2 separate regions of the Homo sapiens genome follow, and region 1 is linked to region 2. Evidence: read pairs that join two places in POLR2A ChIA-PET (ENCODE). Cell type or tissue: Panc1. All regions are shown on one strand. Links, peaks and the distances in the headings refer to the core of each region. The heading gives the core; the rest is flanking DNA. Region 1 overlaps SPPL3 (signal peptide peptidase like 3). Region 2 has its middle 27 kb from the start of XLOC_009911.

Evidence for each region. Peaks named below come from ENCODE experiments on the same cell type or tissue, not always from the same donor. Only the 100,000 strongest peaks of a DNase experiment are listed, where the experiment ranks them.
Region 1: POLR2A ChIA-PET joins it to region 2 with 10 read pairs; 7 of 35 experiments call an interaction of 5 or more read pairs at or near these places.

The regions. Positions count from the first base shown.
Region 1 is chr12:120,842,428-120,857,951 of GRCh38, reverse strand. All of the region lies in intron 1 of SPPL3 (signal peptide peptidase like 3), which reads left to right. It also overlaps the pseudogene ARF1P2. Among named protein-coding and RNA genes, the nearest start is that of SPPL3, 54 kb to the left of the region's middle. In Panc1, for the core only: no CTCF peak of the experiment used is centred there; a DNase peak (open chromatin) is centred at 8,001; H3K27ac peaks cover 973 bases.
Region 2 is chr12:120,924,221-120,939,744 of GRCh38, reverse strand. No RefSeq gene overlaps it. Among named protein-coding and RNA genes, the nearest start is that of XLOC_009911, 27 kb to the right of the region's middle. RefSeq lists a silencer at 10,645-10,939 and enhancers at 10,306-11,113, 12,964-13,513, 13,479-14,678. In Panc1, for the core only: no CTCF peak of the experiment used is centred there; no DNase peak of the experiment used is centred there.

The sequences.
Region 1 (15,524 bases), core at 6,032-10,031, 83 kb after region 2:
TGCAGGACGTGCAGGTTTGCTACATAGGCAAAGATGTGCCATGGTAGTTTGCTGCACCTGTCAACCCATCACCGAGGTATTAAGCCCCGCATGCATTAGCTGTTTATCCTGATGCTCTCCTTCCACCCACCCCTGTGACAGGCTCTGGTGTGTGTTGTTCCCCTCCCTGTGTCCATGTGTTCTCATTGTTCAGTTCCCGCTTATGAGTGAGAACATGTGATATTTGGTTTTCTGTTCCTGTGTTAGTTTGCTGAGGATGATGGCTTCCAGCTCCATCCATGTCCCTGAAAAGGACATGATCTAATTTCTTTTTATGGCTGCATAGTAGTGTATATGTACCACATTTTCTTTATCCAGTCTAGCATTGATGGGCATTCGGGTTGATTCCATGTCTTTGCTATTATGAATAGTGCTGCAATAAACAAACACATGCATGTGTCTTTATAATAGAATGATTTATATTCCTTTGGATATGTACCCAGTAATGGGATTGCTGGGTCAAATGGTATTTCTGCTTCTAGATTCTTGAGGAATCGCCACAGTGTCTTCCACAATGGTTGAACTAATTTACATTCCCACCAACAGTGTAAAAGCATTCCTGTTTCTCCACAGCCTCGCCAGCATCTGTTGTTTCTTGACTGTTTAATAATCGCCATTCTGACTGGTGTGAGATGGTATCACATTGTGGTTTTGATTTGCAGGAAATTAATTTTCATAAACTGAGAGAGAGAAGTGGGCAGGAAGACTTTAGCTTTCTGGCTCTAGAGCTCCCTCTTTTGACTTTTCTGGTGGAGGGGAAGAGGGAATCCTAGCACTTTCAGACATCTGGTCATTACTCTTCCTGGTTCTTTATTTGGGCCACCTTCTTCCTTTTCTTCTCCTGTCTCTGTTCTGCTGGATTCTGTTCCCAGTAGTTTCTCCTCAGTACAAGACTTTGTCCTGAAAGAGAGCTTCAGATGGTTAGCTTTTAGTTTAGAGGGTCCCTATCACTCCATCCCCTTGTACAGGCCATAAGTTGGAATGTACAGAGCTCCTTTAAAGTTCAACTGCTATTCCTAGTTCAGCTCACCTTGCTTGCCAGTACCTGTTGTCTCATTTGGGGTTTTCCTAATTTCAGATTCATCAAATACCCTGTTGCTTCCCTTTGCTGCTTCTCACACAGATGGCAATTGCACACCAGTCTTTAGCAGTCAGTAGTTTGTCCCCATCTGCTTGTCTTTTGGGTTTTGTGAGGCTACCTGATCACTTAGCTTTGTTGTAGGTGCAGATTTTCAGTTTTGCATCCAGATTGCTCAATCTGTTTTTATGGGAAAATTCAGGAGGATTCAAACCAACTATGCCCTGAATGCTGCCGTCGTTCCAGAATCTTGTCCCATAGTTAAATTTTTATTTTCGTTTTTTGAGACGGAGTCTCGCTCTGTCTCAAAAAAAAAAAAAAAAAAAAAAAAGATGAAAATTGTTCATCTCCACACCAGTGGCCAGGGGGCTCAGTGAGTAGCAAGGGTTCATGTTCTGTGTATTCTTCTGCTCTGCCCTCCAGCATGTTAACCTCACCTCTAGGCTTGCTGCGCTGCTGTTTGCAGGACAACTGCAACATTTCCGAGACATCACATCCTCAAGACCACAAAAAAAGAACCTTCTCTTCTTTGTGTTTCTTTTTTTTTTTTCTTTCAGATTAAGGGAAATCTTTTCCTTCTGTCTCATTGGCCAGAATTGCATCATAAGCCTAAGCCACAAGGGGACTGGAATCTGCATTTAGGTTTGTGCTGTCCAGCAAGGTAGCCACTGGCCACATGGGGCTATTTAAATTTAAGTTCATTAAAATTAAGTACAACTACAGATTAAGTTCCTTAGTTGCACTCACTGCATTTCAAGTGCTCAGTAGTCCCATGTGGCTAGTGGCTACCTGATTGGACAGTGCTGTAATATTACTAGAATGTTTTCATGATCACAGAGTTCTGTTGAACAGTGCTGGCTTACATTAATCACGATTCACTCCCTGGGCCTTTTCAGAATTGCATTTAGTCTTGAGATTTTCTCAGGTGCATTCCAGAAAGCATGTTCATGGTGAACAGCCACAGAATCTGACAATGAGACCACCCCATGTGGCTCTGGGGCTTCAAGTACACCCCCATTCATTTGCATGAGTGAAATAATTTCTCTGTGTAGGAGAAACAAAAAGGTTGTTTTACTGCCAGAAAAAGTACTGAACACATTTCTGAAGTACTGTTTTTCTTTTCTTTTCTTTTTTTTTTTTGAGATGGAGTCTTGCTCAGCTGCCCAGGCTGGAGTGCAGTGGTGCAGTGGCACGATCTCAGCTCACTGTAACCACCATCTCCCGGGTTCAAGCGATTCTCCCGTCTCAGCCTCCCAAGTAGCTGGGATTACAGGCAACTGCCGTCATGCCTGGCCAGTTTTTGTATTTTAGTAGATACGGGGTTTCACCATGTTGGCCAGGCTGGTCTTGAACTCGTGACCTCATGTGACCTGCCTGCCTCGGCCTCCCAAAGTGCTAGGATTACAGGCCTGAGCCACAGCGCCTGGCCTGTTTTTCTTGAGACCAGTCATTTTATTTGAAAATTAAGCTTTGAGGTCATAGTGCTAAATAGCCAGGGCCTATGATTTACTTGACAAAAATTGTTTTTTATACATTTGTCAGTTTCTAATTGGGTAGTTGGAAAATGCCAGGAAACTATTATTTCTGTTCATTTTTTGTGCTATATGGAATCTGTTATACTGAGGGGATGTACTTTATAAGTTATTAGTACAAGGATTAATCACTGATAGTCCCCTTCTCTCGTCATTCTTGCACTCTGTGGGGTCTAGTGATCCATCCATACAAGGAGAAGAAACGGTGGCTGGAGGGATAATGAGTTCCCTCTCCTCTTTCCTACACACTAGAAGTAGGGTCAGGAAAGCCCTGCATGCTTCTTCCTTCCCTGTCCCTTCCCTGCCCCTTGTGGAGGGTCATCATGAAACAGTTACATGCAGGTGCTATAAAAATCCTGGCGTGTTCTTTGGTCCAAATAGTGATCTTGAATGTCATAAATATAAGAATATTTTCATTGCACTGTTTTTCCTCAGTTGAGCAGGTTTTGATTATAACAAAACAAATGCCCCGCTTTGGAAACACTTGGTAATGACTGTTATTTAAAAGGAGTAGGAATAATAGGAAGTTAGCTTCTTCTTGTTGACCTTTGGAAAGGTTTGTAACTTCATGATGCTTCCTTAGACTTTGGGGCATTCAGGCTGACTGAATTTTAGACCCAATTGACAGTCATTTTTGCTTGAGTCTTTTTGAAAATCTTTTTAGTATTATTAAAATGGTTTCTTGCCTTAATAAAATATACAGAATATATAATTTAACATGTATTTGGCTTTGATAGCACCTCAGGCTCTTGTTCATCAATTATTGTTTTAGTGATTTATAGGTGTAGCTGTTGCAAAAGGAAGGTGGTCACACAGCACATAGCTGCCATGACTTAAAAAGAAAAAAGACCTGTGCTGTTGGCTTGCTTACTTCTCCATTGTATGTTGGCAAGACTAGATTTACTTAGCATCAGACTACTAGAGTATGTATATAGATACATATAATTCAACACTTATCACCAAAACAGTTTCTTGAGCATTCTAAAATTGTTTTAGGGGTGGACCATGTTTACCTCCCACTGAATGTGGAGAATTTTTTAGGTGCTTCATGGTAAACCCTTGGCTTTTCTGATTTCCTTGGGTCAGTTTCCTCTGCCCACCTCACAGGAGGCTGCCACATGTGTTCTTACATTTACTCCTTGAAGAGCCGTCAGTAAAGGGTACATTGATAACTTGCACAGTCATGAGTAATTCAGTTTGAGTAGCTAGGTTTATCCTGTTTGGGGAACTGACTGTCACTGTGGGGTTTTCTTCTCCCTCTGGCCTTTTTTTTCCCCGTGTGTGTGTGTGTGTGTGTGTGTGTGTGTGTGTGTGTGTGTATGTGTGCGTGTGTGTGGTGGTGGTGGTGTTTGTTTTCATGTGGTTTTGGGTTTGGGTTTTGTTGTTGTTTTTTGCTATTCCAAATACAAATTCATCTCACTTGCTTTCATAATATATTCAGTAGTTTTTCTGAATTGCTATGAAAATGTGAATTTTATCTAAAACTGATTTTTAAGGTATGGTCTTTGGACTAGTAGTAGCATCTGTATTGCCTGGGAACTTTTTAGAAATTTATGAATGCTTGGCTCTGCCCCAGATCTGCTGAACCAGAAACTCTGGGGTAGGTACAGCGATCTGTGTTTTAACAAGTCCTCCAGGTGATTTGGATACACCATCAGCTTTGAGAATCACTGGTCTAGAAGATCCATGAATTTAATCATTTTGAACAAATGCTGAAACTTCCTTTCCATGTGCTTTGGTGTGCATCATATCTTCTTCTTAGTCTAAAATTTATATCAAAAGAATTAGGAATACTATGGTTTGTTACAGCTTCTTGTTTTGCTACTATTGTGTACATTTTTAGAAGTTACTAAGGAAAAAATTTTACGTTTGGTGTCAGATGTTTGTCCATGTGACATTTGAATGAGTAAGTGCAATTCCTTTGGGCAGATAAAAATGTCAGTGTACTTTATTTGTCTAACAGGAATTCTCTGCTTGTAGATGTAATATAATATAGTTCTGTAGACTTAGAAATCAAATATTTACCATATACATTTTCCTTCATTTGCTTGCCTTAGGAAAAAAAGTGGATGAGCAGATAAGATGATGGTAAAGAATATATCTTTAGGCCGGGCGTAGTGGCTCATGCCTGTAATCCCAGCACTTTGGGAGGCTGAGGCGGGCGGATCACCTGAGGTCAGGAGTTCAAGACCAGCCTGGCCAACACAGTCAAACCCTGTCTCCACTAAAAATACAAAAAAATTAGCCAGGCATGGTGGCGGGTGCCTGTAATCCCAGCTACTCGGGAGGCTGAGGCAGGAGAATCGCTTGAACCCAAGAGGTGGAGGTTGCAGTAAGCCGAGAATGCACCACTGCACTCCAGCCTGGGCGACAAGAGTGAAAATCCATCTTAAAAAATATATATATATATATGAAATATATATGATATGTATATATTATATGAAATATGTATTTCATATATCATATGTATATATTATATGAAATATATATTTCATATATGTATATATGATATATGAAATATATTTTATATATAATATACATAGATATAATATATGAAATATATTATATGTATATTATATATAAAATATATTTCATATATGTAAAATATGTATATTATATATGCATATATTTCATATATGTAAAATATGTATATTATATATGCATATATTTCATATATGTAAAATATGTATATTATATATGCATATATTTCATATATGTAAAATATGTATATTATATATGCATATATTTCATATATGTAAAATATGTATATTATATATGCATATATTTCATATATGTAAAATATGTATATTATATATGCATATATTTCATATATGTAAAATATGTATATTATATATACATATATTTCATATGTAAAATATGTATATTATATATGCATATATTTCATATATGTAAAATATGTATATTATATATACATATATTTCATATATGTAAAATATGTATATATAAATTAATATATATGATTATATAAATATAATAAAGATATATATCTTTAATAGAAAATGTCAAATTGGCATGTAACTATGTGCGATGACAAACTGGGAGTTTCCTAAATTATTTGTCTGAGCCCATTATATGGAGCTTCAGCTATGCACTTTGCATAACAGAGAGCACACTTTCGTCAGAGCAGGAGTGTACAAGCAGTAATGTGAGGAGCGCAGGCCTGCAGGTTCAAACTCGTGGGTATCACAGAGTATTTTTAACCTTCAGTGAAACACAATGACATCTGTTAGATATCATACAAACTAATAGCTTAAGGTAGTTCACAATTCAGCATTAAATCACTAAATTCCTTTTGATGATGCCATATCTTTGCAAAGCTGGGATTTTGGCCATTGCTGTGAAATAAAAGCAGTACTGTTTGAAAATCAGTGTGAAACGGGCCAGGTACGGTGGCTCACGCCTGTAATCCCAGCACTTTGGGAGGCTGAGGCGGGCAGATCGCTTGAGCCCAGGAGTTCAAGTCCAGCCTAGGCAATGTGGTGAAACCCTGTCTCTACAAAAAATGCAAAAATTAGCCAGGTGTGGTAGCGCTCACCTGTAGTCCCAGCTACTCAGGAGGATGAGCTGGGAGTATCACCTGACCCGGGGAGGTCAAGGCTCCAGTCAGTCGTGTTTGCGCCACTGCACTCCTGCCTGGGTGACAGAGTGAAACCCTGTCTCAAAAAAACAAAAAAGAATGTGAAACAGGAAACGAGAGTGGCAGTGTCCCATCTGATTCTAAGATTTGAGAAGTGGTGGAGTGCCCAGAAGCTCCTGAGCTATTAGGACACAAATACTGCTTCGACTGAACAGAGCTATTAGGCATTTCTTTTGGCCTCAGGTATGCCACAAAAAAAAAAATGACTGAGATTTTAAGGGAGCCATGACCTGAGAACATTTGAGGAATCTCTGATGTGGGCTACTTTTTTTGGTAGATTGCAGTTTGGACTATGAGTATGATTTTAAAAAAAAACTGTATGAGAAAATGAGAGGCCAAAGGCCAGTGATTTACAGGCAGCCTGGTGGAGGAGAAGTGGTATGTGCTGCTGCTACATGGTCTCTAGGGCCATATGCTCTAGTTTGAGTTCTAGTTTTTTGACTATATCACTGTGGCTAAGCAATGAAGTTTCTAGACTCGCGTTCTCATTCATTAGGAATGATAACACCTGGTAAGTATCTAAACGAGATACTGTAGGTAAGTATACTTCATAGAATTTTAAATCTGGTAATTGTGTGGTAGGCTGAATAATGACCCCTAAAACATGTCCATGTCCTAATCTCTAGAACCTATGAATATAGGAAAGGAGACTTTGCAGATGGCATCAAATTAATATTTTTGAGATGAGATTATCCTGGATTATCTGTGTTGGCCCAATATAATCACACAGGTCCTTGGAAGAGGTGGGCACACCAGAGTGAGTGGTAGCAGATTTGACGATGGAAACAAGAGGTTGTAGTGATCGATGAAGGGAATGTGAGCCAAGGAATGCAGGTGGTCCTCTAGAAGATGAAAAAGGCAAGGACACATTCTTCCCTCAGAGCCCTCACAGGGAACCAGCCCTATAAAACCGATGTCAGATTCATGACCTCCGCAACTATGAGAATAAGCTTGTGTAAAGTCAGTATTTGTGGTAATTTCTACAGCAGCAGTAGGAAACTAATATAGGATGTTACTCACATTTAAAAAGGGAAAGTGTTTGAAAAACCCTAACGTCCACTGTCAAAAAACCTAACATTCTTTCATTCTTTTTCACAGTATGAAATCCAGAATAGCAGCATTTGGCTTTTGTTTTTTTTTTTTTTTTTTTTTAAAGGCTGGTCTCACTATGTTGTCCAGGCTGGTCTTGAACTCTTGGGCTCAAGCAGTCCTCCCACCTCAGCCTCCCAAGTAGCTGTGCATTCATTTGGCCTTTTAGACTTCCTTACAATGCGGCATAAACTTCTGTGGTGTAGACATGTTGAGATTTACTTTGGCCTTAACAGATGGCTCTAGAGACTTTGAGGAAGTATTTAGATTTGAAAGGGGCAACAGAGAGGACTCATAAACCTCTGGAACATCTAAGATGTGTGTCTCTGGAAAGCCTAATTTTATGGGAAGGGTTTTTGGAACTGAGTTCCCTTGGCAGCCCCTAGAGTTACCTTTTACCAACCATCCATTATATTTCTAAATCTAGCTGGTCCAACAAGTTGCTTTAGAACAGTTTCTCCAAGCCTAATGTGTTTTATATTTGCACTCCAGAGGGTAGTATTTCAGAGCCTCTCAGGTGCAAACTTGGGGTTTTCCATGGCCGGGTGACTCAGCTGAGGAAAACTTCTGACCAGTGACTGCCTGTTTGTATCTACACACTCTGTTAGGAATGGTTATTTTTACTGAGTCCTTGTCAACATCCTGTCAATCCCAGATTTTCCAGTAGAAATACTTCACGCTAGAATTATGTCTTTATAAAGCAGCAGCTGTCACAAAGAAGTGGTAAGGCCTGAGGACATGAGAATTGTAGGGGGAGGGTATGTGTGAGAAGATCCAGAACCTGTAACCCAGAGTGGTTTTTAGGAGTCTCGGATAAATAGGATTTTCCTGGTCCCAAAAGGTAAAGACTACATGTATTGTGCACTAGTCAAGCTTCCTCATAGCTAACTAGCATGCCTGATAGAAGCTAGAAATTTTCTTGGACATATTTTCAGATGCCACGTGCAAAAATCACTTCGTACAGAGTATATATTGATCTGTTTTTTAGAGCTGTTTGGATTTTCTAAGTAAAATTCAAAGGAAATCTTCTCAACATGTCTACATTTTACCTGTATTTGCTATATCTTGGTAACCTTAGGCCATTGCTAGTATAGATAGATCATCCTGTTTCACTTGCCTCTGTGGTGGCTCATTAATCTATTCGTATCTACTTAAACAATAGAATGTCTTCAGAAATTGTGTTGCCAGTTGGCTACAACTTTGTAGAAGTTGGTATTGATTACCTGAAATTATTTTTTACCTTTAGAGTACTGATTTAGATGCTTGTTAGAGTTGAGCCCATCTCTAATAACTTTGTTAGAGGGAAAGAGAGTATCAGGTAAAGTTTAGGTTTAGTTTTACTTTTTATTATTATTGTTTTCTTTTGTTTTTTGTTTTCTTCCTCTGGTTTTAGAGGGAGGATCTCTGTTGCTCAGGCTGGAATGCAGGGGCGTTGATTATAGCTCACTGCAGCCTTAAATTCCTGGGCTCACGCAATCCTCCCATCTCAGCCTCCATGAGCATGTCTAAGAATATAGACATGTGCCACCATGCCCAGCTAATTTTTAAATTTTTTGTAGAGATGGATATTTACATAGTAATCAAGTTTGTATTACATCCTGGGCCTTGAAAGATGGCCAAAAAAAAAACCAAAATTGAGTGTTACACAAATCACCTGTAGCTTGCTCATTGATCATTAGTGTTATTACACTAAAGTGATAAAAAGTAATTTATGCACAAATTTTTAAGGCATTTTTGTCCTTACTATTTTCTTACACATTAGGTATAATGAGCTATGGTAAAAGAGCAGTAATTTAAAGCATCTGTGAGAAATCTAACCTTTCCTTTTGTAACCTTTTGGATTTAATTGTGATTTTTGAGAAATGGAACAATCAGTAGTAGTTATGAAAATTGTCAATTTGGCTTATGTTAAATATATAGATTAATTTATAAGTCCATCGAAAATATGCAGATGACTAAAATAATACAGCAATTCTAAAATAATACTTGTTAGATAGACTAGCACTTTCTGGGGTGTGGCGGGGGCAAGTAAGTTAAAGTAAATCCTTGCCATTCTGTTAATGATACCACTATTCTCAGTCATTAGATTGGACAAGAAATAGCAGTTTTGGTATTCCACCCTTCTTGGGCTCCCTGCCATGTTCAAGCACTTTAACTTGAGGTCTTAATTCTGTGATTGTGAGAATAACTCTAGACCCATGGTGTCCCTGTAGTCCTCAGTGCGATCTTATGGCTGTGGTTTGGCCTTTCTTCTGACTCCTTGAGATATATCCTGATCCTGTACATTAGAAAGTGGCTGTTGGAGAACAACACTGCAAATACAACTTTGCTTATAGTTGTATTTAGTTGCTTATAGAGCAACCTTGAGATTCTGTCAGGGCAGTGCTAGTGAATTTCCTCTCCCTTTAATAGATTCGGCTGCTGAGTTCATCAGAAGCTGGTAAGTAGTGCAGGTCAGAATCTGCTCTTACTTGTGCACATGCACCACCACCACCTTATCTCACACCAGTGTGATGAACAAGACTAGATTTTGTTTTAAGTTTTACATAATGCCTTACTTCCCTTTTTCTGTCACCAGACATTCAGCCACTTATAAAAATCACTCTCTCCCCAAACTTGTGATTATCTCCTTTCTCTCGGTAGTTAAAATGAGCACGGTTCAGATTCAATGTGGCATTTTGAAAGCCAGGGGACACACCCAGGGTGATTATGGTACTCAGGTACAGGAGAACAGAAAGACAGTTCTCTGCTATGGAATATTAATTATAAATATTAGCTCCCTTTTTACTAGATTCAAAGGCAGTTCAGTGGTTACTTTAAACCAAGGCCAGGTGTGGTGGCTCACACCTGTAATCCTAGCACTTTCGGAAGCCAAGGTGGGAGGGTCACTTGAGCTCAGGAGTTTCAAACCGTCCTGGGCAAGAGAGTGAGACCTGCCTCTACTTAAAAAAATAAAAAATAAGGCCAGACTTGGTGACTCACGCCTGTAATCCCAGCACCTCGGGAGGCCAAGGCAGGCAGATTGCTTTGAGCTCAGGAGTTCTAGACCAGCCTGGGCAACATGTTGAAACCTTGTCTCTACAAAGGATACAAAAATTAGCCAGGTGTGGTGGCACACACCTGTGGTCCCAGCTACTTGGGAGGCTGAGGCTGGAGAATTGCTTGAACCCAGGAGGCAGAGGTTGCAGTAAGCCAAGATCACACCACTGCACTCCAGCCTGGGTGACAGAGTGAGACCCTGTCTTAAAAAATAAATAAATAAATAAATAAAAATAAACTGAATTCATGTTTCCACCTTCCCCAAAGAGACGCTAAATTCTTCTTTTTCCCTCTCTAATTAGTGTTGAAATTGATGTTACATCTCCCTTTCTTCTGGTTTATTTTGTTTGAATTTATTTTTTCTCTTTTCCTTACGTTTGGTTTTATGCATAATGAAGTTTGAGGCTATTGGTGCAGGTATTCAGTAACATAAAACTTCATTTATCTGGGTTTATAAGTCAGAATCCTATTTCACTTCTCCCTGAGCCTGAGGGGAAATCTTAGAAAAGTCTATTGAGATTTAGTTATAATAAACATACTACTTAATTACTGCACAAGCTTAACCACAGAGTTTGCTGTCACAATATAAACACCCAGATGAGGGCCTGAAAGAAACCTCCACACTCCCACCCACATGAACTCTGTTGGGTGTTTTCTTCCTGCCCTCTATCTGGCAAACAAAAATATGGAATCTGTTCCAAGAATTTCTGTGAAACCAGTTTAGAACTTTATAAATGGCTCAACTAAATGCTCAAAACATGACTACTTCTATTCCATTTTGCCAGCTTTCCACAAGCCATTTTTTTTTATTTTAAAAAAGTGATTTTTCTTGAGAGCTTTGTTATTCTTAAAAAATTTTATCTAATTTGTTGCAAGTTTTTAAAACTCCAATTTTGAGACTTCTCTTTCCACTCTTAAATAGCATACACTAAGTAAGCAGATCAACCGTAGCTTACTGTTTTACTCTCCATAGCTTTTATAGAATAAAACATGCTCAGGCTCTAAAATTCTAAGGTAACTATTTTAAATGGAAATACTAGCAGCTATGCAAGTAAACCAGACACTGTCGATTATTTCGTCAATTTAAAACAATAAAATTCCCTGCTTTTAATATAATTGAAAATCTATTTAAAGAGCCCAGCATATATCTTTGATAAAATTGCCATGCTAAACAAATATGTCATTACTGTGCATGTGTTGGAAATGAATTTATGAAGTTAGAAAATTATTTTATTGTTACTCTTGGAATGTCCCTACTTTTCAATTATTCAGTCACTTAAAATATTTACTGAGCTCTTGTTATGTATGTGCCAGGCACTGTTGTAACAGTGAATGAAGCATCAAGGCCCCTGCTCTCACAGAGCTAACCCTAAAAAAAATATCAGTAATGACAGGACTTTGAGACCAGCCTGGCCAACATAGCAAAATCCCATCCCTACTAAAAATACAAAAATCAGCTGGGCGTGGTGGCATGCACCTGTGGTCCCAGCTACTTGGGGGCTAAGGTATAAGAATCGCTTGAACCCGGGAGGCGGAGGCTTGCAGTGAGCAAGATTGCACCACCGCACTCTAGCCTAGGCATCGGAGCAAGACTGTGCCTCAAAAAAATAGATAGATAGATAGATAGATAGATAGATAGATAGATAGATAGATAGATAATGGATTCTAAGCAATTAAAATAGTAATTGGGGTGGCTCTGAAATTAGGTAGGCAGAAAATGCCTGTCTGAGAAGGTGACATTTAAGTTGCTGTCTGAAGAACAAGAAAGAGCCAGCCCTGGTGGGAGCAAAACAGTACCTGGCTCGGAGCAGCAGCCACTGAGGTACCCTTCCCAGCGTCCTTCCACCTGTCCACAAGCATGGGGAACATAACATCTTTGCCAACGTCTTCAAGGGCCTTTTTGACAGAAAAGAAATGTGCATCCTCATGGTGGGCCTGGATGCTGCAGGGAAGACCACAGTCCAGTACAAGCTTAAGCTGGGGGAGATGGTGACCACCATTCCCACCATAGGCTTCAACGTGGAAACCATGGAGTACAAGAATATTAGCTTCACTGTGTGGGGCGTGGGCGGCTCGGACAAGATCCGGCCTCTGTGGTGCCACTACTTCCAGAACACACAGGCCTGATTTTTGTAGTGGACAGCACTGACAGAGGGCGTATGATTGAGGCCTGCGAGGAGTTCATGAGGATGCTGGCCGAGGACGAGCTCTGGGATACTGTCCTCCTGGGGTTTGCCAACAAGCAGGACCTCTCCAATGCCGTGAATGCAGCAGGGACCACAGACAAGCTGGGACTGCACTCCCTTTGCCACATGAACTGGTACATTCAGGCCACCTGTGCCACCAGTGGCGACGGGCTCTATCAAGGACTGGGCTGGCTGTCTAGTCCGCTCCGGAACCAGAAGTGAATGCGACACCCCTCCCTCTCACTCCTCTTGCCCTCTGCTTTACTCTCGTGGCAAACACTTGGCTCCAGTGTGAGTGCAGAAGCTGCCTCCATGGTTCGGTCACAGTGTGCATCACACTGTGCTGTAAATGTGGCACATGCAGCCTGCAGCCAGGCTTTTTATTCAATGTAAATAGTTTCTGTTTCCAATTAGGCAGTTTCTGTTACTCCTGTGCAATATTAGTCAGCTTTTTTTTTTTTTAATTGTAAAAAGGAAAGTCAACTTTCTGTTCAGTGCTGAGAGGGGATGTAGGCCCGTGGGCCCTTGGCCTCCGGGAGTCGCTGTGTTGGGAGTGCTGGGCATGCCCTTGGCTTTAGAGCTCTGTTGAGATCCATTTTGGTGGTTGGTTTTTGTCTTTTGCTTAAAAAAAAAACAAAAGCCAGCCATAAAAAGATCATAGGAAGCACATTCTAAGCAGAGGGAATAGTCCTACGGTGGGAATGAGTTGGGTATTAAAAAGCAGAAAGAAGACCAGTGAAACTGACATAGTGTTTGTATTGAGAAATCAAAGGGCACTCAGCCATGTGTGTGGGGTGTGGGGGGCAGGCAGTCGGGAAAGAAGGGTAAGATTGAGATCAGATAGGTAGACAGGAGCTTGGGTTTTATCAGCACGATGGGAGGCTGTTAGAGGATTTTAAACAGGCACGGTAATGCACTTCAGGCATAAAGAATTGGTTGTGTGTGGGTTGAGCGAAGGAGAATGGGAGTAAGACTAGTTAGGAGACTATTGCAGTAGTGTAGTTGGTAGTGACTTGAATTAGGGTGCTAATAACGGGGAAACAGAAGTGGAAGGGTTTAGGCTATGTTTTGGAGGTATGGTTCATTTACTTGTGCTGTAGATTTTGCCATTAATGCTAGGGTGGATGGTGCCTTTACAGAAACAGTGAAAACTGGGGGGAAAGCAGGTTTTTGAGAAAAATCGAGAGTTCTATTTTGTCCATTTTAAGTTTAAGATACCTATTAGCCAATTGGAGATATCAAATTTGCAATCAAATATATGACTGGCATTCCAGGAAGAAGACAGGGCTACAGGTGTAGGTTTATGATTAAGCAGCAGAGAACAAATGTTTTGTTTTGTTTTGTTTTATGTTATGTTATGTTATATTTATTTTTGGGAGGAATCTCGCTCTGTTGCCCAGACTGGAGTGCAGTGGCGCGACCCTGGCTCGCTGCAACCTCCGCCTCCCGGGTTCAAGCGATTCTCCTGCTTCAGCCTCCCAGGTAGCTGGGGTTATAGGCGCGTGCCACCATGCCTGGCTAATTTTTGTATGTTTGGTAGTGACGGGACAGGGTTTCAACTTGTTGGCCAGGCTGGTCTCGAACTCCTGACCTCAAGCGATCCACCCACCTCAGCCACCCAGAGTGCTGGAATTACAGGCATCAGCCACCCCGCCTGGCCTGAGAACAAATGTTTTGAAACCATTGGACTTTCTAAGATAACTGGGGAAATTGTGTACACTGGGAAGAGGAGTACACCTAGTGCCCTGGGAACTCTAGGAGAAAGGATCTGGCAGATGTGACTGAGCAGGAACAGCCAGTGAGGTGGGAGGAAACCAGTAGATGGTGATGTTGGAGAAACCAAAAGCTGAAAATTTCAAGAAGGAGGGAGTGTCAGATGCTACAGAGAGGTTAAGTTGAATAACAGCAGGAATATTGGCTTTGAGCATCAGTCATAATCTTGACACGCACATTCTCAGTAGAGTAGATATGAATGGGTCAAGGAGAGAATAGAAGTGAAGGAGACGGTGATTATAGGCAAGTCTTAAATCACAAAAGATTGTATCAAGAATAGATGTAACAGGTAATTGTGTTTTCTAAGACAGAATGGGGATAGCAAACGTACTTTTTATCTAATGTGAATCTATAGAAATGTCACTCTATGTTATAACTTGTATATGTATACCTCCTACCTGTGAACCCAGACATGTAGCCCTACTGTGATCCGTTCACTGTGAACACTGTTGAATGAAGCATAGGCACAGAGGTCCTCTTGTATCTGCATTCCTGGGGATATACTAACTAACTGAGTCTACTAGTTTGAGGCTGTAATTTAATACATTTCAACCTAGAAATAGTGCAAAATGTATAGTTGAAGTTGTTTTGTATGTGTACTGCCTCCTCCAGTTTCTAAGTCACTAATCAGCAGGTCCTTCTGCATTTTAAAAATGGCATTTTTTTCTATTAACTATGCATGTTTGTTAAGGCCTCTGTTTTCAATACTGTGTGCTGTGGTCTGAATGTGTCCCCTCCCTCCACCCACCCAATTCCTATGTTGAAACCTAATCTCCAGTGTGGTGGTGTAAGAGATGGGGGCCTTTTGGTAAGTGATTAAGTGATGAAGGCACAGCCCTCGTTAATGGGATTAGTGCCCTTATAAAAGAGGCCCAAAAGTGCTTGTTAGCCTATTCTACCATGTGAGGATGCACCGAGAACCTGCCATCGATGAAGCAGAGTGAGTCCTCACCAGACAGAATCTACTGGCACCTGAATCTTGGACTTCCCTGTCTCTAGAGCTGGAAGAAACACATTTCTGTTGTTTACAATTACCTAGTCTAAGGTATTTTGTTATAGCAGCCCAAATGGACTAATTTTTCCTTTTCTACTATTATTGAAAAATAATTTCTTCAGGACCATGTTTTTGG
Region 2 (15,524 bases), core at 4,487-8,486:
TGAGGTTTCTTTGACGTCTCTGGCCTCAGCTGTAGGACAATGGGGAAGTGGACCCAGAGCTGCTGGCTGCATGTGGGTCTATGAAATCAAGGAAGGAAGAAGTCTGCTGGGGAAGCAAGCCCAGCTGACCAGAGGGTCTTTTTTTTTTTTCTTTTTTTCTTTTTTTAAGAGACAGAATCTCACTCTGTTGCCCAGGCTGGAGTGCAGTGGCATGATCATAGCTCACTGCAGCTTCCATCTCTTGGGCTCAAGTGATCCTCCAGCTTCAGCCTCCTAGTAGCTGGGACTACACCCCCACACCTGGCTAGTTTTTTTATTTTGTATTTTGCAGAGAAGGGTCTCACTGTATTGCCCAAGCTGGACGGGACTTAGCCATTTTTGTATAGAGAGCATGAAAAGGGCTTCTTTTTCCAGCTCCATTCATTCATTCAAAAACTTATTAAAGATTATGTATTATTTGAATAGCTAAGCTGTGAACATAGTAAACATTCAGAAGACAGAAGGTATAGAGTGAAAAGTTCCCTTTCCACCTCATGTAGACATGCAGGTTCCCACTGTAGAGATAGCTAATCTCCTATGGATAAGCAAGCCAAAATGTACATATACTTTTTTTTTTTGACTGGTTGTGGAACTGTGAGTTTTACCTTGCTGAGTATTTTTGTAATCCTATGTATATTCTGGAGCTTTTGTCTTTGAAAATGCCTACTTTTTTAAACACAAAGAATAGCATACTATACATACCATTCCATTCCACACCTAGCTTTTTTTCACTTAGCTGTACACTTTGGAGATTGTTCTATATCAGTGCACATCCATCTACTTTGTTCATTTTTTAAATCTTCCTCCTGCCTCAGCCTCCTGGGTAGCTGGGGACTATAGGCATGCACCACCATGCCTGGCTAATTTTTTCTATTTTTTGTAGAGATAAGGTCTCATTGTGTTGCCCAGGCTGGTTTCAAAATCCTGGCCTCAAGTGATCCTCCTGCCTCGGCCTTCCAAAGTACTGGGATTACAAGCGTGAGCTACTGTGCCAGCCCTGTTCATTTTTAATGGGTGTATAGTATTCCATTGTAAAGCCATGCTATGATATATTTAATAATTCTCCTTTCATGGACATTTAGGTTGTTTTCCGTCTCTTGGTATTATAAACAGGGTGACAAGGAACATCCCTCACCAGATATTTATTAGGGTCCCCCAAGGTGCCAGGTAGTGAGTATAAGGTAGAAAATGAGACAGATGAGGTTCCTGCCCTTAGAGAACTTAAAATCAAGTTGGGGAGAGGCCATCAACAGTAGGGCTGGGTGCAGTAGCTCACATCTGTAACCCCAGCACTTTGGGAGGCTCAAGTGGGGAGGACCACTTGAGCCTGGGAGTTCAATACCAGCCTGGGCAATACTGTAACACCTCATCTCTATGAAAAGTAAAAATAAATAAATAAATAAATGAGCTGGGTGGGGTGATGCACACCTGTAGTTCCAGCTACTCCAGAGGCTGAGGCAGGAGGATGGCTTGAGCCTGGGAGGTGGAGGCTGCAATGAGCTGTGATTGTGCCACTGAGCAATGAGCTATGATTGTGCCACTGAACCACATCCTGGGCAACAGAGTGAGACCCTGTCTCTAAAAAAACAAACAGTCACAAAAACAAGTGAAGAATGTAGGGGCGGCAAGTGTGTCGTGCCCTGGGAAGCACTCACAGGATACTGACCCACAGGGGCAGTGCCAAAGAGGGGTTGGGGGTGGGTTTAGCCTTCCTCCCTTTCATTTCCATGAGCAGGAGTAGGGAGGGGAAAGGCTGGATATTGACATGGACAATTTGTCAATCTCATGGAAAGGAAAATATTATCTTATTTCTGAATTCCCTAGAAGTGGAGTCTGAGACAGGCATACACAATTCACTAAGGAGTGAGGGAGAGGAAGCAGGATGGGGAGGATCAGGGTCCAAGCCTCAGGTAAAGTCTATTCTTGGCCTGACCCACACCATGGGGAGGGTGTGCACTGGAGTCTAAACTGCGCCATGGAATCCTCCCACCTTGAGGCAAGGAGGACAGCCTTTTTTTTTTTTTTAGATGGAGTCTCGCTGTGTCACCCAGACTGGAGTTCAGTGGCATGATCTTGGGTCACTGCAACCTCTGCCTCCTGGATTCAAGCGATTCTCCTGCCTTAGCCTCCGGAGTAGCTGGGATTATAGGCATGCACCACCATGCCCAGCTAATTTTTGTATTTTTAGTAGAGACGGGGTTTCACCATGTTGGCCAGGCTGGTCTTGAGCTCCTGACTTCAGGTGATCTGCCCGCCTCAGCTCCCAAAGTGTTAGGATTACAGGCGTGAGCCACTGAGCCTGGCTGAGGCCAGCCTTTTGTACCCGTTTGATGTCATTGCAGGCTGCTAGGCAGGGGAGTGGAATGGAGATGTCGTAACCTCCCAGGAGTGGCAGGGCCCCTTGCGTGAACACAGTTCTCTGGAGAAGGGAGCAGCCAACACTCCTAGCAGCTGGGGAATGGAAGCATCTGCTGAGAAAAAGGATCTGGGCAGGACACCCACAACGTCTTCTACAGTGACCAACAGGTAGCTCCAAGACAAACCCCCTCACTCTGCCCTTCCAACCTCATTACCCACCCCTAGTGCCTCTTAGTGGGAAGATCAGTGAAGGCTTCCCTACCAGTCTGGGCAACATAGCCAGACCCAGTCTCTACAAAAAAACTAAAAAATTCAGGCCGGGCGCAGTGGCTCACGCCTGTAATCCCAGCACTTTGGGAGGCTGAGGGGGGCGGATCACCTGAGGTCAGGAGTTCGAGACCAGCCTGACCAATATGGACAAACTCCATCTCTACTAAAAATACAACATTAGCCGGGTGTGATGGTGCATGCCTATAATCCCAGCTACTCGGGAGGCTGAGGCAGGAAAATTGCTTGAAGCTGGGAGGTGGAGGTTGCGGTGAGCTGAGATTGCACCATTGCACTCCAGCCTGGGCAACAAGCGCGAAACTCTGTCACAAAAAATAAATAAATAATTCACCAGCCTGGTGGTGCGTGCCTGTGATCCCAGCTACTCAGGAGGCTGAGACGCAGAGGTTGAGGCTGCAGTGAGCCGAGATCGCTCCACTGCACTCCAGCCTGGGCGACAGAGTGAGATGCTGTCTCAAAAAAAAAAAAAAAAGAGAGAGAGAGAGAGAGAGAAAGAAGGCCTCCCTGAACCCTGATTTTCCCTGGAGACCTGAAGGATGAAGAGGAGTTAAAGGCAGAAGGGAATAAGGAGCCGGAGAAGCATTCCAAGCAGAAGGCCGGCACTTGCAGAGGGAGGGAGGCAGGAAGGAGGATTGCTCATTTGAGGAACTGAGAGCCAGCCAGTGAAGAAGAAGTGGGGCTGGAGCTGGGGTGGAGATTGTGCTGGGTCTTCAACTTTATCCTCAGGGCACTGGGGAGCCACTGGTGGTTTAGAACACAGGAATGACATGACCTGACTTTCAAAGGACTCCTCTGGCTGCTGTGAGGAGGATGGACCCTGTGTGGGTTAAGGGCAGAGGCTGAGAGTCCAGTGAGGAGGTTAACGGTCTCATCCAGGCAAGCAGTAACCATGTTCACACAAAAACTTATATATGAAAGCTCATAGCAGCTTTATAGTAGTTCAAAAGTGGAAACAACCCAAATGTCCATCCACCGAGGGAACAGAATGTGGCCTATCTGTACAATAGAATCATTCTGACCATAACAAGCAATGCAGCTGGGCACAGTGGCTCATGCCTGTAATCCCAGCACTTTGGGAGGCCAATGTGGGTGGATCACTTGAGGCCAGGAGTTCAAGATCAGCCTGGCCAACCTGGTAAAATCTCATCTCTACTAAAAATACAAACATTAGCCGGGTGTGGTGGCACAGGCCTGTAATCCCAGCTACTCGGGAGGCTGAAGCATGAGAATTGCTTAAGCCTAGGAGGCGGAGGTTGCAGTGAGCTGAGATCGTGCCACTGCACTCCAGCCTGGGCAACAGAGCAAGAGTCTGTCTCAAAAAAAAAAAAAAAAAAAAAAAAAAAAAAGAGGAATGCAGTACTGACACACTGCAACATGGATGAACCTTGAAAACATTCTGCAGAGTGAAAGAAGCCAGACACAGAAGACTGTAAATCGTATGATTCCATTTATATGCAATGTCCAGAATAGGCATCTCCATAGAGATAGAAATTAGATTAGATGTTGACAAGGGCTTGAGGTTGGGGGTGGTGAGAGAATGGGGAATGACGGTGAATGGGTGTGGGGTTTCTTTGGGGAAGATAAAAATGGTTTGGAAGTAGATTATGAAAGTGGTTGGGCAAGTTGATAGCTACACTAAAAACCACTGAATTGCACACTTTAAAAGGGTGAATTTTATAGTTTGTGAACTATATCTCAATCAAAAAAGGAGGAGGAGAAGGAAGAAGAAAAGAAGAAGAGGCTGGGCACGGTGGCTCATGCCTGTAATCCTGGCACTTTGGGAGGCTGAGGCAGGCAGATCACTTGAGACCAAGAGTTCAAGACCAGCCTGGCCAACATAGTGAAACCCCATCTCTACTAAAAATATAAAAATGAGCCAGCTGTAGTGGTGCACACTTGTAATCCCAGCTACTTGGGAGGCTGAGGCAGAAGAATCACTTGAACCTGAGAAGCGGAGGTTGCAGTGAGCCGAGATCACACCACCGCACTCCAGCCTGAACAGAGCGAGACTTTGTCTCATAAATAAGTAAACAAATGAATAAATGTGAGTAACATCCTATATTAGTTTCCTACTGCTGCTGTAGAAATTACCACAAATATTGACTTTACACAAGCTTATTCTCATAGTTGCGGAGGTCATGAATCTGACATCGGTTTTATAGGGCTAGTTCCCTGTGAGGGCTCTGAGGGAAGAATGTGTCCTTGCCTTTTTCATCTTCTAGAGGACCACCTGCATTCCTTGGCTCACATTCCCTTCATCGATCACTACAACCTCTTGTTTCCATCGTCAAATCTGCTACCGCTCACTCTGGTGTGCCCACCTCTTCCAAGGACCTGTGTGATTATATTGGGCTAGATAATCCAGGATAATCTCCTCATCTCAAAAATATTAATTTGATGCATCTACAAAGTCTCCTTTCCTATAATCATAGGTTCTAGAGTTCTAGAGATTAGGACATGGACATCTTTTTTTTTTTTTTGAGACAGAGTTTTGCTCTTGTTGCGCAGGCTGGAGTGCAATGGCGCGATCTTGGCTCAACGCAACCTCCACCTCACGGGTTCAAGAAATTCTCCTGCCTCAGCTTCCTGAGTAGCTGGGATTACAGGCATGTGCCACCACGGCCAGCTGATTTTGTATTTTTAGTAGAGAGGGGGTTTCTCCATGTTGGTCAGGCTGGTCTTGAACTCCCAACCTCAGGTGATCCCGCCACCTTGGCTTCCCAAAGTGCTGGGATTACAGGTGTGAGCCTGCTCCCGGCAGGACCTGGACATCTTTTAGGGGTTATTATTCAGCCTACCACACACTTACCAGATTTAAAATTCTATGATGTACACTTACCTACAGTATCTCATTTAGATACTTATGAGGTGTTATCATTCCTATTTAATGAATGAGAACGCAGGTCTAGAAAGCTTCATTGCTTAGCCACAGTCATATAGTCAAAGAACTAGAAACTCAAACCGGAGTATATGGCCCTAGAGACCATGTAACAGCACTACACACCACTTCTCCTCCACCAGGCTGCCTGTAAATCACGGGCCTTTGGCCTCTCATTTTCTTGTACAACTCAAAAAAAAAAAAAAAGAAGAGGAAGAAGAAGAGGAAGAGGAGGAGGAGGAGGAGGAGTAGGCGGTGGCAGCGCCATGGCTCAAGCCTGTAATCCCAGCACTTTGGGAGGCCAAGGCAGGAGGATTGCTTGACCCCAGGGGTTTGAGACCAGCCTGGGCAACATGACGAGACTTTGTCTCTACTAAAAACAAAAACAAAAAAAACTTGGCTGGATGCAGTGGCACATGCCTGTAGTTCAACTAGTTGGGAGGCTGAGGCAAGAGGATTGCTTGAGCTCAGAAATTCAAGGCTGCAGTGAGCTATGATTGTACCACATCACTGCACTCCAGCCTGGGTGACAGAGCAAGACCCTGTCTCTCTGACAGAGGAGAGAGAGAGAAAGAGAGAGAGAGAAGGAATGAATTGACCTAAGAAGGAAAATGGCTGAATTCGGGATATATTTTGGATGTGGGTTACTTAGGGGACACAGTGGGGCAGGAATTGGTCCTATGTGAGTCCCTGCATCCCTCAAGTGTGCCACTGGAAGAAAAGCAGAAGGAGCAGCAAGTATGGAGCCCATGTCAGGGTGTCACCAGCTCCCCAGTGTGAGCCACTCACAGAACGCAAAGGCCATGCAGTGCTGGGATTCAGAAAGTATCAGATTTCAAGGCCTGTGTGTCCTTGGGTGAGTAGCTTGGCCTCTCTGGGCCTCTGGATGGACTGGGGGCAGCGAGTCTATAAAGCCCTGAGCTGCCTTTCCTGCATTCTCAGCACATTATTGGAACCTGAGTGCATCGTGACAGCCCGGTGTGCTGACAGCTGGCAGAGTCCACACGCCTCTTCTACGCGTGGCTTCAGTGTCCTCTCATAAACCTGACCCTGCCCGGTCAACCCCAGCTCTAAAAAGAACTGTCCAGCCCTAAGTTAGGACAGCATTTTCTCCTCTGTGACTTCACTTCCGTTGCACCCTTTTTTTTTTTTTTTTTTTGAGACAATCTTGCTCTGTTGCCTAGGCTGGAGTGCAGTGGCATGATCTCTGCTCACTGCAATCTCCACTTCCCAGGTTAAAGCAATTCTTATGCCTCAGCCTCCCGAGTAGTTTGGACTACAGCTGCATGCTGCCACCACGCCCGGCTAATTTTTTTTTTTTTTTTTTTTTTGAGGTGGAGTTTCGCTCTTGTTGCCCAGGCTGGAGTGCAATGGCACCACCTCGGCTCACCGAAAGCTCTGCCTCCTGGGTTCAAGCGATTCTCCTGCCTCAGCCTCCCAAGTAGCTGGGATTACAGGCATGTGCCACCATGCCCAGCTAATTTTGTATTTTTTTAGTAGAGATGGGGTTTCTCCATGTTGGTCAGGCTGGTCTCAAACTCCCGACCTCAGGTGATCCGCCCACCTCGGCCTCCCAAGGTGCTGGGATTACAGGCGTGAGCGACCGAGCCTGGCCTAATTTTTTGTGTTTTTAGTAGAGGAAGGTTTTCATCACGTTGCCCAGGCTGGCCTTGAACTCCTCAGTCCAGGCAATCTGCCCTCTTCGGCTTCCCAAAGTGCTGGGATTACAGGCGTGAGCCACCACGCCAGCCCCTTTATAGCATTGTTTTATTTTCATTTCTCCCCTGTGTTCTCTCCCAGCTTTAGCCATCCTTTAGGATGTTCCTCCATCTTCCACCCTCCACTTCCACCAAGGTGCCTCATTCCTGGTCGCCATGCCTCACATTCCTCTCCCTTCTCATGAGTCCTGAAGCACTTTACAGTTCGATTAGAAAACCAGAGTCAGGAGGTCTGGATTTGACATGTGGCTTGACCACAAGCTTTCTGTGTGACGTTGGGCAAGTCATGAGCCTGCTCTGAGGCTCAGTTTCTTTATTCCGATATTGAAAGACAAGAGGGTCAGATACTTGCCCTCACCAAGCTGGATCATTTCGATTAAATATCTAGGGTGGATGTGGTGGCTCACGCCTGTAATCCCAGCACTTTGGGAGGCTGAGGCAGGCGGATCACGAGGTCAGGAGATCGAGACCATCCTGGCTAACATGGTGAAACCCCATCTCTACTAAACATACAAAAAATTAGCCAGGTGTGGTGGCGGGCGCCTGTAGTCCCAGCTACTCGGGCGGCTGAGGCTGGAGAATGGCGTGAACCCGGGAGGCGGAGCTTGCAGTGAGCCGAGATCGCACCACTGCACTCCAGCCTGGGTGACAGAGTGAGACTCCGTCTCAAAAAAAAAAAAAAAAAAAAAATTAGCCGGGCATGGTGGCGTGTGCCTGTAATCCCAGCTACTCAGGAGGCTGCGGCACAAGAATTGCTTGAACCCGGGAGGCAGAGGTTGCAGTGAGTCGAGATCATGCCACTGCACTCCAGCCTGGGAGAGAGAGCAAGACTCCATCTCAAAATAAAAGGAAAGTAAAAAGAAAGAAAGAAATCTCTGGAAACACAAGGTGGGGGGTACCTAGAAAAAGGGATGGTCTAGAATTAATGTGGTCTCCTATGTCCCACAGTGGCAGCAGCTGTTTCTGGCAAAATCCTTAGCGCTGGTTGCAGCCATTCAGCTCCCCTTGGTTTCTGCCAATTTCCTGATCCTATTTCTCTTGCCAATTCTCTAAGCTTCCAGATATCCTTCTAACAAATTTCTTTCTGGCTAAGTTACCCAGAATTAGATTCCATTTTTGGCAACTGAAGCCCCTAATGAGTTCAGACCTTCAAGTGGTCCTGTGATAGAATGATAGAGCCACACGTCTTTCCTTAAATGTGTTATGCCTTTTGGTTGTGCATGTCTTGTGAATCTTCTGCTTTCAACCTTCTCTCCCCAGAAACAGGGGTATCTTGAGGGTCTAAACACAGTACAAAACTCAAAAACAGCTGTCTTATAGGCCCAGAACCCTTCCAAACATCATGGAGGATCTTTTAGTTCGGAGGGTCAAATTGTCAGCCTGATAGAGCTAGCATTGGATGTGCTTTGTCTGGAAATATATTAAAGTTTCAGATTCCCAGATTTTCTTGAAAAATCAGAAGATCTGGCCGTACCTACCCACAGTCCCACATAGCAACATTCAGCTGAAGTTGAGTGGAACCTACCCCCTTTAGATGGGATGTGACCACTTCACTCATTTAAATAATCTATTTGGGGACAGGTGCAGTGGATCACACCTGCAATCCTAGCTATTCAGGAGGCTGAGGCAGGAGGATCACTTGAACCCAGGAGTTCGAGGTTACAGTGAGCCGTGGTTGTACCACTGCACTCCAGCCTGGGCAACAGAGTGAGACCCTGGCTCAAATAAATAAATAAATAGTTTTTTTTTAATTAAATTATTTGAATCCAGGAGGCATTTGAGTTTGCACCTCTTGGCCGGGCATGGTGGCTCAAGCCTGTAATCCCAACACTTTGGGAGGCCGAGGTGGGTGGATCACTTGAGGTCAGGAGTTCAAGACCAACCTGGCCAACTTGGTGAAACCCTGTCTCTACTAAAAAATACAAAAATTAGCCAGGCATGGAGATGCGTACCTGCAATCTCACCTACTCAGGAGGCTGACGCAGGAAAATCACTTCAACCTGGGAGGCGGAGGCTGCAGTGAGCCAAGATCGCTCCATTGCACTCCAGCTTGGGCGACAGAACAAGACTCTGTGTCAAAAAAAAAAAAAGAGTTTGCACCTCTTGTTTAGATGAGTAGAATGTTGCGGGTCATGCCTTGTTTTCCTTGAGCCTGTCTTTGGAGGCCACAACTGGGCATGGGATGTGGCTAAGTGAGAGGAGCACAGGCCCTAGCGTCACTGGAGAGCTGTGTAACCCTGGGCAAGTCCCTTAACCTCTCTGAGCCTCAGTCTTTGCAACTCTGAAATGGAAATAATAGTTCACAGGAATGCTGCGAAAATTCAATCAGGTCCATAAAGTATGATACAGAAAAGTAGGTGTTCACTAAAAGTTTATGAAAGAGGGGATTCTGAGATCTTACATTTGGAAGGACCCAGTGGGATGCTTCGCTCATAGTGAGTGCTTGAGAAATGTTCATTCTCTTCCCCTGATTTTTTTTTTTTTTTTTTGAGACAGAGTCTCGCTATGTCACCCAGGCTGGAGTGCAGTGGCACCATCTCAGCTCACTGCAACCTCTGCCTCCCAGGTTCAAGCGATTCTCCTGTCTTAACCTCCAGAGTAGCTGGAACTACAGGCGCATGCCACCACATCCAGCTGATGTTTGTATTTTTAGTAGAGACAGATTTTCACCATGTTGGCCAGGCTGGTCTCGAACTCCTGACCTCAAGTGATCTGCCCACCTCGGTCTCCCAAAGTGCTGGGATTACAGGCATGAACCACTATGCCCAGCCTCTTCCCCTGTTTTTTGTATTGTTGGGCAGAGTTCTTGGGTTTTTATTTTGCTTTTGGCTGGGCCAGGGCGGAGCAATCACACCACAGTGCCCTTCAGAGGGGTCCTATGGGCTCTGGAAAGATGCCCCCGATAGCTGTGGAGATGGAATATGAGTGGGTAGGCACGACACTGTGTGGAATGTGTGCAGCCATCCCCCTGAGTTACGTGGGACCCACAGGCTTCCTGGGAAATAAATGACATCATGTCCGGTGTCTGAACCTGGGATTCGGAAAACTCCAAACCAGCCCAACAGGTTTGCCAGGTACAGACAGAAGTTGCAGGGGCGGGAGGGGATGGGGGTGCTCCAGGAGAAAACTGCAGAAGGAAGACACCCAGCCCGCCTGACTTGAGGGCTGAGTCTGGAGATTGGAGAGAAGGGGGGTTCCAGAAACAATCTGAGGCTGTGTTTGAACCCCCAGATTCAGCCCCTCCTCATCCTCCCATAGCCTTCACTGCTCTGAGACGAAGAGGGCTCACTTGGGGCCCAATCCACTCTTTCACAGAGCTCAACAGAAGGCACTGCAGGGGCTGGCTGGAGAGAGGGGTCAGGAGTAAGCGTCCGAGAAAGACAGGCCCTGGAGGGAAGTGGGCCGTGGTGCAGTGCCTGAGACCCACAGACAGCAGGCAGAGGGCCTTCTGCCTGCAAAGAGCAGCTCTAGCCACAGCTGAAGCAGCCCCTTCCAGACCTAGAAGGAGCCCTGCTGACAACCCACAGCCCCATCGGAACCCAGAGCATTCCTGGGATACTTGGTGAAGGGAACCTGTGTGGAAGACAGGACTTCCTTCCTACTGGCCTAGATGTGGGTGTTTGGAGCATCAGGACAGAGGGTGTGGCTGTAAACAGGGCCCCTTTACATATATATATATATATATATATATATATATATATATATATATATAATATATAAAATATAGATAATATAGATATTATATATAATATAGATAATATACATAATATTATAATATAGATATATTATAATATTTATAATATATGATATATCTATATCTAGATATATCTAGATATAGATATATCTAGATATAGATATATCTAGATATAGATATATCATATATTATATATATCTATAATATATAGATATATTATAGATATATATAATATATATATCTATAATATATAGATATATTATAGATATATATAATATATGATATATCTATAATATCTATAATATATGTATACTATAGCATATATGTATAATATATGTATAATATATAATATATAATATATAATATATAATATATCTGTAGTATACATATATAATATCTATATTATACATATATTATATATAATATAATATATCTGTATTATACATATTATATATAATATAATATATCTGTATTATACACATATTATATATAATATAATATATCTGTATTATACATATATATAATATGATATATCTGTATTATACATATATTATATATGATATATCTGTATTACACATATATTATATATGATATATCTGTATTACACATATATTATATATAATATATCTGTATTATACATATATTATATCTATCTATATTATATATAATATATATTATATCTATCTATATTATATATAATATATTATATCTATCTATATTATATATAATATATTATATCTATCTATATTATATATAATATATTATATCTATCTATATTATATATAATATATTATATCTATCTATATTATATATAATATATATTATATCTATCTATATTATATATAAGATATATTATATCTATCTATATTATATATAAGATATATTATATCTATCTATATTATATATAAGATATATTATATCTGTCTATATTATATATAAGATATATTATATCTATCTATATTATATATAAGATATATTATATCTATCTATATTATATATATTATATATTATATCCATATTATACATATATTATATATAATATATCTATATTATATATAGATATATATAATATAGATATATTATATTATATATTATATATTATATATTATATATAGTATATGTATAATATAGATATATTATACGTAATATATATAATATATGTATAATATAGTTATATTATATATATAATATATGTATAATATGATATATTATATTATATATGTATAATATGTATTATATATGTATAATATAGATATATTATATATAATATAGTATAATATAGATATATTATACTATATTATACATGTATAATATGATATATTATACATGTATAATATGATATATTATACATGTATAATATGATATATTATACATGTATAATATGATATATTATACATGTATAATATAGATATATTATATATAATATATATCTATAATATAGATATATTATATATTATATATTGTACATATATTATATATAATATATTAATATACATATATTATATATAATATATTAATATACATATATTATGTATAATATATTAATATACATATATTATGTATAATATATTAATATACATATATTATATATAATATATTAATAATATACATATATTATATATTATATATTATACATATATTATGTAATACATATTATATTATATTATACATATATTATGTAATATATGTTATACATTAATTATATAATATATAATATATATTATACATATATTATATAATATATATTATATATTATACATATATTATATAATATATATTATATATTATACATATTATATAATATATATTATATATTATACATATTATATAATATATATTATATATTATACATATATTATATAATATATATTATATATTATACATATATTATACATAAATTATATAATATATATTATATATAATATATATATATATTTTTTTGAAACAGAGTCTCACTGTCGCCCAGGCTGGAGTGCAATGCCATGATCTCGGCTCACTGCAACCTCTGCCTCCCAGGTTCAAGTGATTCTCCTGCCTCAACCTCCTTAGTAGCTGGAATTACAGGCGTGTGCCACCACACCTGGCTAATTTTTGTATTTTTAGTAGAGATGGGGTTTCACCATGTTGGCCAGGCTGGTCTTGAATTCCTGGCCTCAAGTGATCTGCCTGCCTTGGCCTCCCGAAGTGCTGGGATTGCAGGCATGAGCCAGTAAACTGGGTCCCTTTATATTCACAGCTCATCCATACCAGTTCTGCACCTGCTCTGTGCCAAGCTCTGTGCCAAGCTCCATGCCAGGTGGGCAGCGAGGAGCAACAGGGTAGAGCTTCCAGGGTAGCAAGGGAGATAACAGTCAAGTAACCAGATGAGTCAAGGTAAACTGAGCAGTGATACGGGAATGGCCGAGGTGCTGGAGCTGAGAGGCCAGGGAAGACTCGGTTATTTGAGTCACCATGGAATGAGCTCGGAGCAGAAGGGTCACATCTGTTTCCTTTTCTTGGGTAGCATTCCCAGGCCTCGCCTTGTTGGGGGTCCTTGTCTCACCTGAGAAGTCAGGTTCTCCCAACAGCTGACTCAGGATAGCAGATCAGCTCTGTTTTTCCCCCGTCAAGCCAACGCCAGGGGTTTCTCAGTTGGGGAATGAGGCTGACTACGACAGGATCCTCTGAACCACTGGCAGCGGCCAGAGGGGTTTGAGACATGCTTCTACCTGCCCAGGTAGGCCCAGGCTGTAGGGCAGGGGCGTCACCTATGACTCATCTCAGGCAACGCTGGGAAGACTATTGTCATTCTACCCTAGTGCTAGGCCTCTGGGACAGGATCTGAGCAGAGACGCTCATGAAAATCGGGACTTGTGATCACTGGCACAACCTCCACCCCCATCCCCCAGCAGGGGCCTTGGTGAAATTTGAGATTCATTTCCAACTCCTCCTGTGGGAAGGAGGTGTGGACCTTGATGTCAGCATTTCTTAGGGAATGGCTGGACCTCAGAGGCAGCATCTGAGACACTGGCTTAAGGGGACAGCCACGGGGCAGTGATTCCTCCCAAATACTCACCAGCCATTTGTTTGTTTGTTTGGAGACCGAGTCTCACTTTGTCGCCCAGGCTGGAGTACAGTGGTGTAATCATAGCTCACTGAAGTCTTCACCTCCTGGGCTCAAGTGATCCTTCTACCTCAGCCTTCCCATAGATGGGACTGCAGCGTGTGCCACTATGCCTGGCTAATTAAAAAAAAAAAATACTTATCATGGCACCGGCTAATATTTTTATTTTTTGTAGAGACAGCGTCTGGCTCTGTTGCCCAGGCTGGAATGCAGTGGCATGATTATAGCTCACTCCAGCCTTGAATTCCTAGGTTCAAGTGATCGTCCTGTCTCAGTCTTCAAAGTAGCTGGGACTACATGAGACTACAGGTGTGCGCCACCATATCTGGTTTTGTTTTGTTTTGTTCTGTTTTTTGGTAGAGACAGGGTCTTGTTATGGTGCCCAGACTCGTCTCAACCTCCTGGCCTCAAGCGATCCTCCTGCCTTGGCCTCCCAAAATGCTAGGATTACAAGCATGAGCCACCGTGCCTGGCTACCCTTTGCTCCTTCTTCCTTAGAATCACCTCCTTCAATGCCCACTCAGTTCCTCTCTTTGTGCCCCCATCTCAGTCACTCAAACCCAGACCCTTCCACTTCCTGGGGTACCACATGGCCCTGGATTCAAAGCCTAACCCCACCATCCACCTATGACCTGTCTGCCCTTCCACCATCTCTTTACCTTCTCTATGTGTCCGTTTCAAGTTTTTGTTTTGTTTTGTTTTTGTTTTTTGAGACAGAGTCTCACTCTGTCGCCCAGGCTGGAGTGCAGTGGCGCAATCTCGGCTCACTGCAACCTCTGCCTCCCAGGTGCAAGCAATTCTCCTGCCTCAACCTCCCAAGTAGCTGGGATTACAGGCACACACCACCACACCTGGCTAATTTGTTTTGTATTTTTTTAAATAGAGACGGGATTTCACCATGTTGCCCAGGCTGGTCTTGAACTCCTGAGTTTAAGTGATCTGCCCGCTCCAGCCTCCCAAAGTGCTGGGATTACCACGCATGAGCCACTGCACCCGGTCTAGTTTTATGTTATATAAAACAGGAACAAAGAGTCCAGCTTATCTGGGTGTGGTGGCTCACACATATAATCCTAGCACTTTGGGAGGCTGAGGTGGAATGACTGCTTGAGCTCAGGAGTTCAAGACCAGCCTGGGCAACACGGTGAAAACTCATCTTTATTTTTAAAAAATGAAATAAAACAGGCCGGGTTCGGAGGCTCATGCCTGTAATCCCAGCACTTTGGGGGGCTGAGGCAGGTGGATTACCTGAGGTCAGGAGTTCAAGACCAGCCTGGCCAACATGGTAAAACCCTGTCTCTATTAAAAATACAAAAAATTAGGCGGGGGTGGTGGTGGGCACCTGTAATCTCAGCTACTTGGGAGGCTGAGGCAGAAGAATTACTTAAACCTGGGAGGTGGAGGTTGCAGTGAGCCAAGATCGTGCCACCACACTGCAGCCTGGGTGAT